Linked DNA regions of Mus musculus: region 2 is linked to region 1. A link is a loop called in an ENCODE intact Hi-C map of the cell type or tissue named here. Cell type or tissue: left cerebral cortex. All regions are shown on one strand. Links, peaks and the distances in the headings refer to the core of each region. The heading gives the core; the rest is flanking DNA.

Region 1 (5,381 bases), core at 221-5,220:
ATGAGTCACCTGTCAGCTTGAGCCTGCATCATTGCCTGAGACTCTTGACTTCACACTGGTCCAATCCTCCCATTCTCAAGAACCCCAAAACAACTGAGGCTGGTCCTCAGCAATTGTTCCTAGCCACAAAAGTACAAATGATCTTGACTGGTGGCCATGGTGGCACCAAACACAGTGGGGTAAGCACTATTATATCAATCATTAATCAGGAGAATACCCTACACATTTGCCCACAGGCCAGTCTGACTCTAGCTTGTGTCAAACAGACCGAGTCTCAAACAGTACCTCTGAGACATCTCCCAACTCCCAAACACAAGACTTTTAACAAACCTCAATCACCTTAACCCTCAGTTTTCAGCCTGTGAAATGGGCACACTCACATGCAAATTTTTCAAAGTCTGTCAAGTTTAAGACAGAAGAGATGGCTCAGCAACTAAGACTTCTGCTCTAGTGGAAGAGCTGGGTTTGGTTCCCAGCACTAACATGGTGGTAAAAAATTATTCCTAGATCCTGGTGGCGACATCTAATGGCCTCTTTGGTCTTCTATGGACACCAAACACCCAACTGATAAACACAAATACAAGAAAGCCAAACACTTGTGTACAAGAAACAAATGTAGTAAATTAAAAGTACAGATCCCCATATCTCTTATATGTCACCATGGATAAAATGGCCAGAAATACACAGAAGTGGGACAAATATCGGTTGCCAAAACTATAAATATATAATAAAAAAAAAAAAATCAACGAATTCAATCAAAGGAGAGAAATTGCAAGATTGTAGACAAGAAGTCTCAGTATTATTGCAGGACACAATCTGAGCTATGGATTCAACAAACGTCCACTAAAGAGTCTAACGATTTCTGCAATGAACGACAGAAAGCCGATGACAAAAGGTCAGCATGAAAGAAAACATGAACACACAAGGCTGAATAAACAGCACAGTGACACCGTCTGGCTTCTAAGTTACCCTACACCTGCGATAAAGACTGTGCTGTTTGAGAAAGAAAGAGACCAACAAAACACGAGAGAGCACTCAGAAACAGCAACACAGTTAATGTAGGTAACCCAGTAAGTCTGGTCTTACACATGGGATTGGACCACGGTGGCATCTGCATGCGAATGTGTTAATAGCACAGACTTTACACCTGCGCAGAATTCACTGGAGATGGAGCCCACACCTGAATGGCAAATGCCAAGTGAAGAACTTCTAGAAGACTCTAGAGAAACTAGAGCTCTGCAAGTCAGAAAATCTGGCTACCGTGAAACCCGCGCATGCGCGTGCACTGAATGGTGCTTTGCACTTTGCGGACAGCAGGTCCGGCGTCCCAAGTTGTACGCAGGCGCAGAGAGGGGAACTAAGTCGATCAGAGGTCCCGCCTCCGCCTGGGAGATGAGGGGACCTCAGGGGGAACAAAGGGAATCACACCGGGCCCCGCGTCTCGCCGCCGGTTCCCGCACCCCGGGCTCCCGCAGATCCTCCCCGCGTGGGGACGGCGGCCCCGCTCACCATGGTGCGGATTCCGGGCTCACCCACTCTCCTCACAGCTCCTAGCAGCAGTTGAAAAAGCAGCACACAGAACCACAAGAGCTTCCCTAAGACTCACAGTCAAACCTGCAGCATGGTGGCGGAAGTGCCCGCCTCCGTTCTGACTGGCAGTCCGAATCCAGGCTCTGATTGGTTAATAAGGCCTCTGTGACAGGCGCTAACACTCTAGAGTCAAGAGTGCCTTACAGGGACAATGCACAGTGGTTTGCAGGGACAGAACTTTCCCAGAGCTGTGGAGATTGGCATTGCAGCTGAACTTGTGCCTGGATTGCAAAGTCATTCCGGCACTTCTCCTTCACACAGTAGGTATTTCCCCTTCTTCCTCCTGGGCACAGAATGTTAGGTCCTACAACCAGGGATAAAAAACTAAGGTGGGTACTTTATCAGCGCAGAGGCTGTCTGTCAACTTCTCCCTGCATCCCTCAGTCCATACTGCTTACAGAGTTGGCTGGCATGCCCCGACCCTACCCTGAACTTCTACAGCCCTGCTTCCCACAGCGGCCCTTCCCTTTATAATCCAACCATTTAGATTACCTAGGGGTGGGGATGTATTTTTATTTTTCATCTACCCTTTACATTCCCGATCTCTTGGTCTGCCTGAGAGGCTATTGATGGAGCCTAGTTGGAGCACAAGACCAGAGCATACTGGAGAGCCCAAAACCAAGGGATGATCACCAAGAACAGCGCAGAGTGCTACAGAGGGCAGAGCTGGAGATATGACTCAAGCCCTTTGGAGGAGCCCAGAAGATAATGTGTGTGGATCCCCAACATTGGAACAAGAAGGTGTGAAGTTGAAGTTGCCTCGGAGACTATATTAGAGATGCCAGAGCCATAGAATACCTGCCAAGGAAAACTGCTAATAGGAAGTGGAGCCAGCCAAGAGAAAGAATTGTGTTTCAGTCACCAAAGCTGAAAGGAGTTAGAGATTAGACATGAAAATGCAGAGTTTGGCGTTTCCCCAGCTGATTTCTGGTCTGGCTTTGGTCCAGTATTTCCTCACTATAATTTTGGACTGGTCATGTGCATCCTGTGATGTTGAAAATACACAATTTCCATTATGATTGAGATTTTTTTTCAGGTGATTACAGTTAAGAGATTGCATAAGTCTCAGAAGAGACTCTGAACTTTGGACTTTTAAACATTGTTGAGACTATGATATACTATGGGGACTTTTGCATTGTGGCTATGATGGCCCCTATAGACTTGTGTGTTTAAACAAGGATGTAAGGCCAGGAAATGGAATGTGGTGGTTTGAATGTGCTTGGCCCATGGGGATTGGCACGACTCAGGTGTGTCAATGTTGGGGTAGGTATGGCCTTGGAAGATGTGTGGCACTTAGCGAGGTGGGTGTTGAGGCTCCTATGGTCAAGCTTCATCCAGTGTGGGAGACTGCCTCCTCGTGGCTACCTAGGGAAGACAGCCTGTCCTGTACTGGGTACAATCAGATCAAGATGTAGAACTCTTGGCTCCTTCAACACCTTGACTGCCTGCTCACTGCTATGCTCCTACCATGATGATAATGGACTGAACCTCTGACAATGTAAGCCAGCCCCAACTAAATAGATTTCTTTATAAGACTTGCCATGGTCATGGTGTTTTTTCATAGCAATAGAACCGTAACTAAGGCACACACTCAACAATGCTTATGCCTTTTACAATAATTGAATGGTGTGAACCCAAATGGACAGGCAGTTGTACAACATGGCTCTCATGTGGCTATCACTAAAATTGTGACATCTGTTAAGGCATTCTTTCCTTGTGTTGTTTCTTAGAAAAAATGCCCTCAAAACATTGATCAGGTACCTGGCATTGGGGTATGTGGCATTATGAGAATTTAATAAGCATCACGCTGGGCAGTGGTGACACATGCCTTTAATCCCAGCACTTGGGAGGCAGAGGCAGGCAGATTTCTAAATTCAAGGCCAGCCTGGTCTACAGAGTGAGTTCCAGGACAGCCAGAAAAAAACAAAAACAAACAAACAAAAAAAGCATCACAAAGCTGGCCTTATTTACACTGTAGCTTTTCCTTAAAACTTCAGGTTATATTACAATTTCTTCAGAGGTACATGAGTATATCCTCTTGCACATGAAAATTACCTTCTACATCTTCTAAACCTTTTTTATGTCCTTCAATATTGTGGTCTTCCCTTTTACAAAGTGCCTTTAATATAATACCAGAAAATGAATATTATCAGAAATTATGCATATTTTGGTAGTCATGTGCCTCCAAAAGATATTCAGGTATTAACAGAGGTCCTAACCCTCCACATTGGTTTTTTGTTTTGTTTTTTATGTTGTTGTTTACCCTCCACATTGTGAAGGCTCTAGTGAATATGCAACAGCCTAAAGAGCCAACCATGGGAAAGCACACATCCAAAGCAAACCAAAGGAAGAGATTGCTGGATGCTCCAGAGGTGCCACCAGTGAGCAGCCATGAGAGCTGAAGGCTGCAGACAGAGGCAAAGCTGGGTCTCAACGCCTCACATCATGCCCTGCCCTGCCCTGCCCTGCTACTCTCCATGCCTGTTTTTTCTTAATATATTTGTGACTCCTCTTTTGAAGTTCATTCTTGTTTCTGCCCAAGGATGTCCTAGGAACCCATGCTTTTATTTCCATTTTTTTAGTGACTTTGACATAAACAAGGTATGGAGAAAGTACATTGTAATATAGTTTCCTTCTCAGTTAATTTATTTGTTTCCTGTTTTCTGTGTCCTACCCTATGAGTGAGTACTTAATCTGCTAAATTATAATTTAGTAGGCCACCTAATATAAAATGCCATCTCTATGTGGGGGGTTTAGTTCATTCATGATCTACTTCTATCAGAGATTGATGAATTGTAAAATTGGAGAAAGGAAATGCTTGTCTCAAAATTTTTCCGTTTTCTTTTGCTTTCTCCCTATTTTTTCAAGAAAGCTCTTGCTGCCCTGGAACTCATTCTGTGAAGGAGGAGGGCCTGGAACTCACAGAAGTCTACCAGACTAAGCCTCATCAGTGCTAGGATTAAAAGTGTTCCCATCACCAACCAGCATGAAGAAAATGTTTAAAGGGGACATTGGAAGTGTGTCCCTGAAGGAAGACAAAGCCCTCCCTAACTCACAGCCATTAAAAGTTTCCTGGGATCCTGTTACTCTCCTGTACATTTACAGGGATCTCAGTCTTCAATGATGGCGATGAAAACGTTTTCTAGGCCTTTGCTCTCGGGATCTTCTCCTTCAATTCCTATTATTCTTAGGTTTGATCTTTTCATAGTGTCCCAAATTCCCTAGATGTTTTGTGTCATGAACTTTTTAGATTTTTCATTTTGTTTGATGTATCGAGTTCTTCTATCATATCTTCTCTGCCTGAGATTCTGTATTCAATTTCTGATATTCTGTTGGTGATTCTTGTGTCTGTAGTTCCTGTTCTCTTTCCTAGGTTTTCCATCTCCAGGATTGCCTCAGTTTCTGTTTTCTTTATTGCTTCTATTTCCATTTTCAGGTCTCAGACAGTGTTATTCATATCCTTCACCTGTTTGTATTTTCCTGTATTTCATTATATTTGTTTGCTTAATCTTTTTTTTTTAAAGAGGTATTTATTTATTTTATGTATATGAATACACTCTCCTGTCATTGTCTTCAGGCACACCAGAAGAGGGCATCAGATTCCATTACAGATGATTGTGAGCCACCATGTGGTTGCTGGAATTTGAACTCAGGACCTTTGGAAGAGCAGTTAGTGCTCTTAACCATTGAGCCATCTCTCCAGCCTGCTTAATCTTTTAATGCCTCTAACTGTTGGAATGTTTCCCTGATTTCTTTGAGGGATTTATTCATTTCCTCTTTAAAGGTTTCTG
Region 2 (5,381 bases), core at 271-5,270, 190 kb before region 1:
GAGATGCAGTTATACTACCTATAGCAATGTAAACAGATACAAGTAGATAGTAGTTTTTAGTAGGAGTGTTCTAATCTTCAATATCACATAAGGAACAGATCAACTGAGTTTATTTGGATGGTATCCATATTTCAGAATTGGGTGCCTTGAACTGAGATAAATGGTCACCAAACTGAATTGTAAGACAAGGATTGAGGAGAATTAGAACACATCTTTGATTTCAGCACTGAGGAAGAAAACTGAGGCGGGATCCTTGCCAACTTTGAAGGGATGGGTAGCTTTCCTTACATGAATGTAGATATATTTTAATGTTTAAATTATATTTATTTGTTTGCTAGCTTGTATGGGGAGGGTCATGTCCATGTCATGCTCCCCACGTGGGACCAGATAACAACTTGTAGGAGTTGGCTATCTCTTTCCATGATGTGTATATTAGGGTTCAAACAAAGTCAGAATCCCCAGCCATCAGGAATGTGAGGATTAAGATTCAGTCTGAGGACACCAAGCTCATCATCCTTTAACTACACATTTTCAGTTTTCTGATTCTATTGGGTTCCGCAGGCCCTTAGCGCCCTAATTATCCTAGTCATTCACCCCTATACATCCATGCTAAGTTCACTTCTGGTAGATTTTTCCCATGTCAATAACTAAGATCTGTCTTAATCATTTTACCTAGAATCTGACCTCACTTTTGATACTCTCCAATCAATTCTATAGGGCTATAGTTTTCCAAACACAAATCTAACCCTAGCATCATACAGACTTTAAGTTTAAATAGCTTCTCATGATAGGGTGCTTGCCTGCATGCCTTCCATCTGTCAAGATAGTGAGTACAGACATCTTGACACCACCATCACAGTTCAGGTTTCACTTATGGCCACTTTTGGTTAAGGACACCAGAGTGTCCAGTTCATGATGTAAATTATCTACTTTTCTTAGAATCTCAATTTTTATTTATATTTATAGGTATTTTTACTACATGTATGTGGTGGACCACATGCATGCAACGCCCTGAAGAAGCTACAAGAGAGTCTCTGGTCCTCTGAGATGGCAATTACAGATTGCATTGAGCTACAATGTGGTTTCAAGCCATTGATATTTGATCCCCTGAAAGAACAGCCAGTGTTCTAAACCCAATGATCTTATCTCTCCTGCCCTTTATTTAGTTATCTAATATTGTATTTTTATTCCCAGGAGCCACTTTGTAGTCAAAGTTAGGAGAAAAGGTTTCATTGTAGGCTGGTTTGAAGTCTTACTTCTACCTGGACTGGACAGCAGTCAAAAGCACTAGTTGTTTTTTTCCCAAAGGATTAAGATTCAATTCCCAGAACATACATGGTGGCTATCAAATGCTTATACTTCCAGGGAATCCAACAAGCCTCTTCTAATCTCGAAGGACACTTCACAGATGTTGAGGACAGGTATAAACGTAGGAAAGCAGCCATATATGTACAATGATGTCTTAAAAAACACTTCCTTCTACCGCTTTCTGTTCCGAGATGTCAAAGGAACAGATCTAGATGCACAGCAGTGATGGAGAGAGGAGCAATGTAAACTTCACCTGCTAGGCAAGATATGTCCCTGAGTGGCTTACCTGAATAACCCTCAGGAAGTGGTGGCCTGCACTGAATTTTAAAAGTCCAGAATACGGAGGTTGTAAGACAGCATGATAATGATGCTTGGTGGTGAAATCCACCACCAAGAGTAAGGTCTGTCAGATGGAAGGCATGCAGGCAAGGGCCTTGTGGCCTGTACCATGCACACACACACACACACACACACACACACACACACACACCAGAGTAGGGGGTTTTTCATGTGTGGTTGTCATTTACCCAGAACCTGTGTGGTCATCCCAGTAGCATAAGCAAGTGTCATAGGTACAGAACAGCAATGTTGTGGACACATACATGACATCTAGCACCTTAGTCCCAATGGGAGTCACTGCCCAGATGTGTGATGACCAGCCTTCTAGGTCCCAGATCCTTATAGGTAAGAAGAGCACACAGTAAATAATTCCAGTCTCCAGTCTGGATTCTGTGTAAGCACAGCCTGAGCAGGCCTGAGGCAAAGTCTGTACAGAAAGACAGACCTTGACACATCCTGCAAAGGGTGTTACTGGACAGGTCCTCTTTTCATGATTCTTACTCCTTTCATCACAAATGTCTTTGCTTTCTGTCTTCCTTGATTTTCTTTTCTTTGCCAACTCAGAGTAGAGTTAGTTGCTTAATGTAAAAGAAATGCCTTGGAGATAATGTACAAATAATCTGCCTGAGCAGTACATCTTAACAAACTCGGTTAACATGAGCCATTGTGTTATGCAAGACATGCTAATCTCAAACTGTCTATATCTATCATCTGACCCTGGTCACCTCCTGTTTGGGAAGCCTAATTGTTTGCATTTGGTGCCATAAATCAAGTTTCTTGCATTTTATTTGTTTGCTTGTTTTGGTTTTTCCTGACTGTTCTGAAACTCACTCTGTAGACCAGACGTAAATGTTTTTATATCCAGCTTTCACCTCCCAAATGCTGACATGATAGGCCAGTGTCACCACAAAAGGCTGGGAAAGTTAATCTTTTGGCTACTAATGTGCAGTGGAGAGAAATGTGAGCAACATTACTGTAATTGCTAATGCCTGAATGGTGCGTATCAATTAGGTAGTTTAAGTTCGACTTGGACGGGCTGGGCGCCCATATAGCTGTGAAGCAGTGGGTTCACCCCCTGTACATTGTTTAATGGTCATTGCAAGCTAGAGACCCTCTCCTGTGCCTACTCGAAGGAAGAGTGTCTACTGAGTGTAGGAAAAATGTGGGGACAACTTTGCAGTTCAGGCTCAAGTTCTACTGCAGTGCCAAACTCCTCAGGTCTGGGGCAGTTCTGTGCCTGAGGTGGAAGCCAGGGCTGGAAACATCAGTGCAATCTGTCACTGTGGGAGCTGTTCCTGTCACTCAAGCCTCACTAGCCAATCAGGGACTCCAGATGGACCGAGCAGTTAGAATGGGGAGAGCACTTCCGGTCCGCCATACTGCAGTCTTGGCTGAGGCTCTGTGGAAGTCGGCTGTGATTCCGTGTGCTTTGATGTGATCTGTTGCCGGGAGCTGGGAGGAGAGTTGTGCGAGTTTGCAGCCTGCGCCATGGTGAGCTGGATCGCTGTCCAAATGCGGGGCGGATCCGCGGGGCCCCTGTGGTGTTTGTCCAGGGGCTGCGGGGAATCAGCGTCAGGTGTTTCTCTGTTTGTTCACTTGAGTTCCCTGCACCTCCCTGAATGACCTCCTTGAGTTCCACCCCCTGCTCCGACTATGGGGAGCTCGGAGCCCTTGTGGGAAAACATCCCTGATGCTGACGTCACCATGCAGTGAGCGCCTCACTTGCTTTTACCGTCTCCAGGAAAGGCAGATTTTCTGACAGGCAGAGCTCTAGTTTCTCTGTGCCCTCTAAAGTTCTGCACCAGGCACGTGACATTCGGGTGTAGCATCCATCGCAGTTAACTGTGCGCAGTGTAAGGTCTGTGTCATTAACACATTCGCATGTGGATGCCACGGTGGTCCAGTCACGTGTGTTAGTAAGGCCAGACTCACTGTGTTCCCCTGCCTAAGTTGTCAAAATTGACACAATTTTAATGGTGTGGGTTTTTTCCTTCTCATATTTTGTCGATCTTTCTATTCTTCCCCAGGAAGTTGTTTTTTATTAGATTGTTTGCTTGGTTTGGTTGGTTGCTTGTGTATGGGGGTTTTGTTTGTGTTTTGTTTTGTTTTGTTTTGAAGCAGGATTTCTCTGTGTAGACTAGGCTGGCCTGGAACTCACAGAAGTACAAATGTGCCTCTCCTTCCCAAGGGCTGGGATTAAAGGTGTGGGCCACCACTGCTTAGCTACAATATAGCCCTTATTGCAGTTGTATTTGACAATTGAAGTCAGAGAATGTCACTGTGTGTACTGTATATATTCAATCTTTTGTTAACCAATTTTCATTCATGAGTACTGAATACTGTTTCTCATCTGCTTTCTGTTGTTGATAGCTTAAATTGTTAGACTTTTCATTGGGTCTATGGATCCATAGCTTAAAATCCATATGATAGTGATATAAGAGCCAAGATGGCAGGAAACCACATAATTACTTTCTAGTCAAGGTTTAGCTCAGCTCCCTGCTAAGGCAAGTCCATCCCAGTATACCCCTGAGCCTTTTTCATGAGGAGCTTTTAAGCACAAAAAACCATGTTGACAACATGAGTAAGGTAGTACATGTAGAGACTATCCCATAACTTTGGACTTTGATGGACTAGGCCTTTGTGTTTTTTTGTTGGCAGATGGTACTGTCTCTGTGTTGAAGTTACAGCTTGAATGGTACTGTCATCATAGAGTCAGGGCCCTTGTTACATTCCCCACTGGTCTTAGTGAATGTGTCAAATCATGATTTCATCCTATTTTAGTTTAAGATGTAGGACCCCACTGTTAATCCAATCAGAATGAAAATTAAAGGCTCAGTCAGTGCCAAAAGCAGAGTAGTTAGCCAGAGGACCAAGAAAATGGAGACAAGTATCAATTTTATCCCTAACCATGGCAGTAATTCTTAAATTAGTTCTGGTTAAATAGCATAGAAACAATAGGGGTTTTTCCCCAAAGCCAGACATAATTTCTTTTCTGTCAGAAGAAGTAAGTTGAAGCCTTTTCAATTTTGTAGGATCATTTCTGTAAGGGACTCTAACTGTTGTTTTAATAGAAACATTTTAATAGCATTAGCTCTTGATCAACCTGTGTACTTAGTTTGTAAAGGATCAAAAGAGATATATTTAGTCAAGCCATTAGTATATGCCCACAAAGTAGTTTAGAAGGCTCAGCAATACTGTTGGATATCCAGATGAATTAACTTACAAAGCAGAACACTAATAATATGGGTTGTTACTGTGAGTTTTGTTAGTCAGTGGGCTGAAAGCCTAGTATGCTCCTATACATATGTAGTACAGAGAGGCCATGTGTCTAAGGAAAAGCAGCAATCTTGGCTGAATTCTGCCTGGGAATGTTTAACTCCATCCCCAGAGTCCCTCCCTGTGGAATAGAGCCTGATTCTCTGGGTTTTTCCTGTTTGCCCAAGGCCAGAATCCTTTTAAGGGAATTTTTCTGGAATCCACAGTCTTAGAAACACTATTTCTGTAATGGAAACTTTCTTCTTTCTGGCAACCAGGGGCCTCAGCTGCAGGGCATGTGTAGAACTGTAAAGTCTGTATTTCTATCTGTATAGGTAAACCCCATCTTTCCTTTCTGTAATACAACCTGACATTTAAACTGGACATCAGTGAGCAAAGGTCAACATGAATATGGGTTCCTGGTTTGTAGTTACATTAGCTAATATCTCCCCTGTATATGTTTTTCTTAGTTTCCAGAC

What was found. A loop is a pair of places that touch in the nucleus more often than their neighbours do. Peaks named below come from ENCODE experiments on the same cell type or tissue, not always from the same donor. Only the 100,000 strongest peaks of a DNase experiment are listed, where the experiment ranks them.
Region 2: it touches region 1 in a loop (2.7-fold over the local background); 1 of 42 quality-filtered maps calls a loop at or near these places.

The regions. Positions count from the first base shown.
Region 1 is chr10:82,044,358-82,049,738 of GRCm38, reverse strand. Zfp873 (zinc finger protein 873) reads right to left here and starts at 1,616. Exons shown (of 4, transcript NM_001319203.1): 1 at 1,510-1,616. The coding sequence starts at 1,512. Gm46195 (a long non-coding RNA gene) reads left to right here and starts at 1,691. Exons shown (of 2, transcript XR_001779681.1): 1 at 1,691-1,850; 2 at 2,153-3,292. In left cerebral cortex, for the core only: no CTCF peak of the experiment used is centred there; DNase peaks (open chromatin) are centred at 1,344, 1,640 and 2,385; H3K4me3 peaks cover 1,587 bases; H3K27ac peaks cover 1,162 bases.
Region 2 is chr10:82,238,928-82,244,308 of GRCm38, reverse strand. Zfp938 (zinc finger protein 938) reads left to right here and starts at 3,034. Exons shown (of 4, transcript NM_001105557.2): 1 at 3,034-3,138. The coding sequence starts at 3,136. In left cerebral cortex, for the core only: no CTCF peak of the experiment used is centred there; DNase peaks (open chromatin) are centred at 2,974 and 3,305; H3K4me3 peaks cover 1,633 bases; H3K27ac peaks cover 994 bases.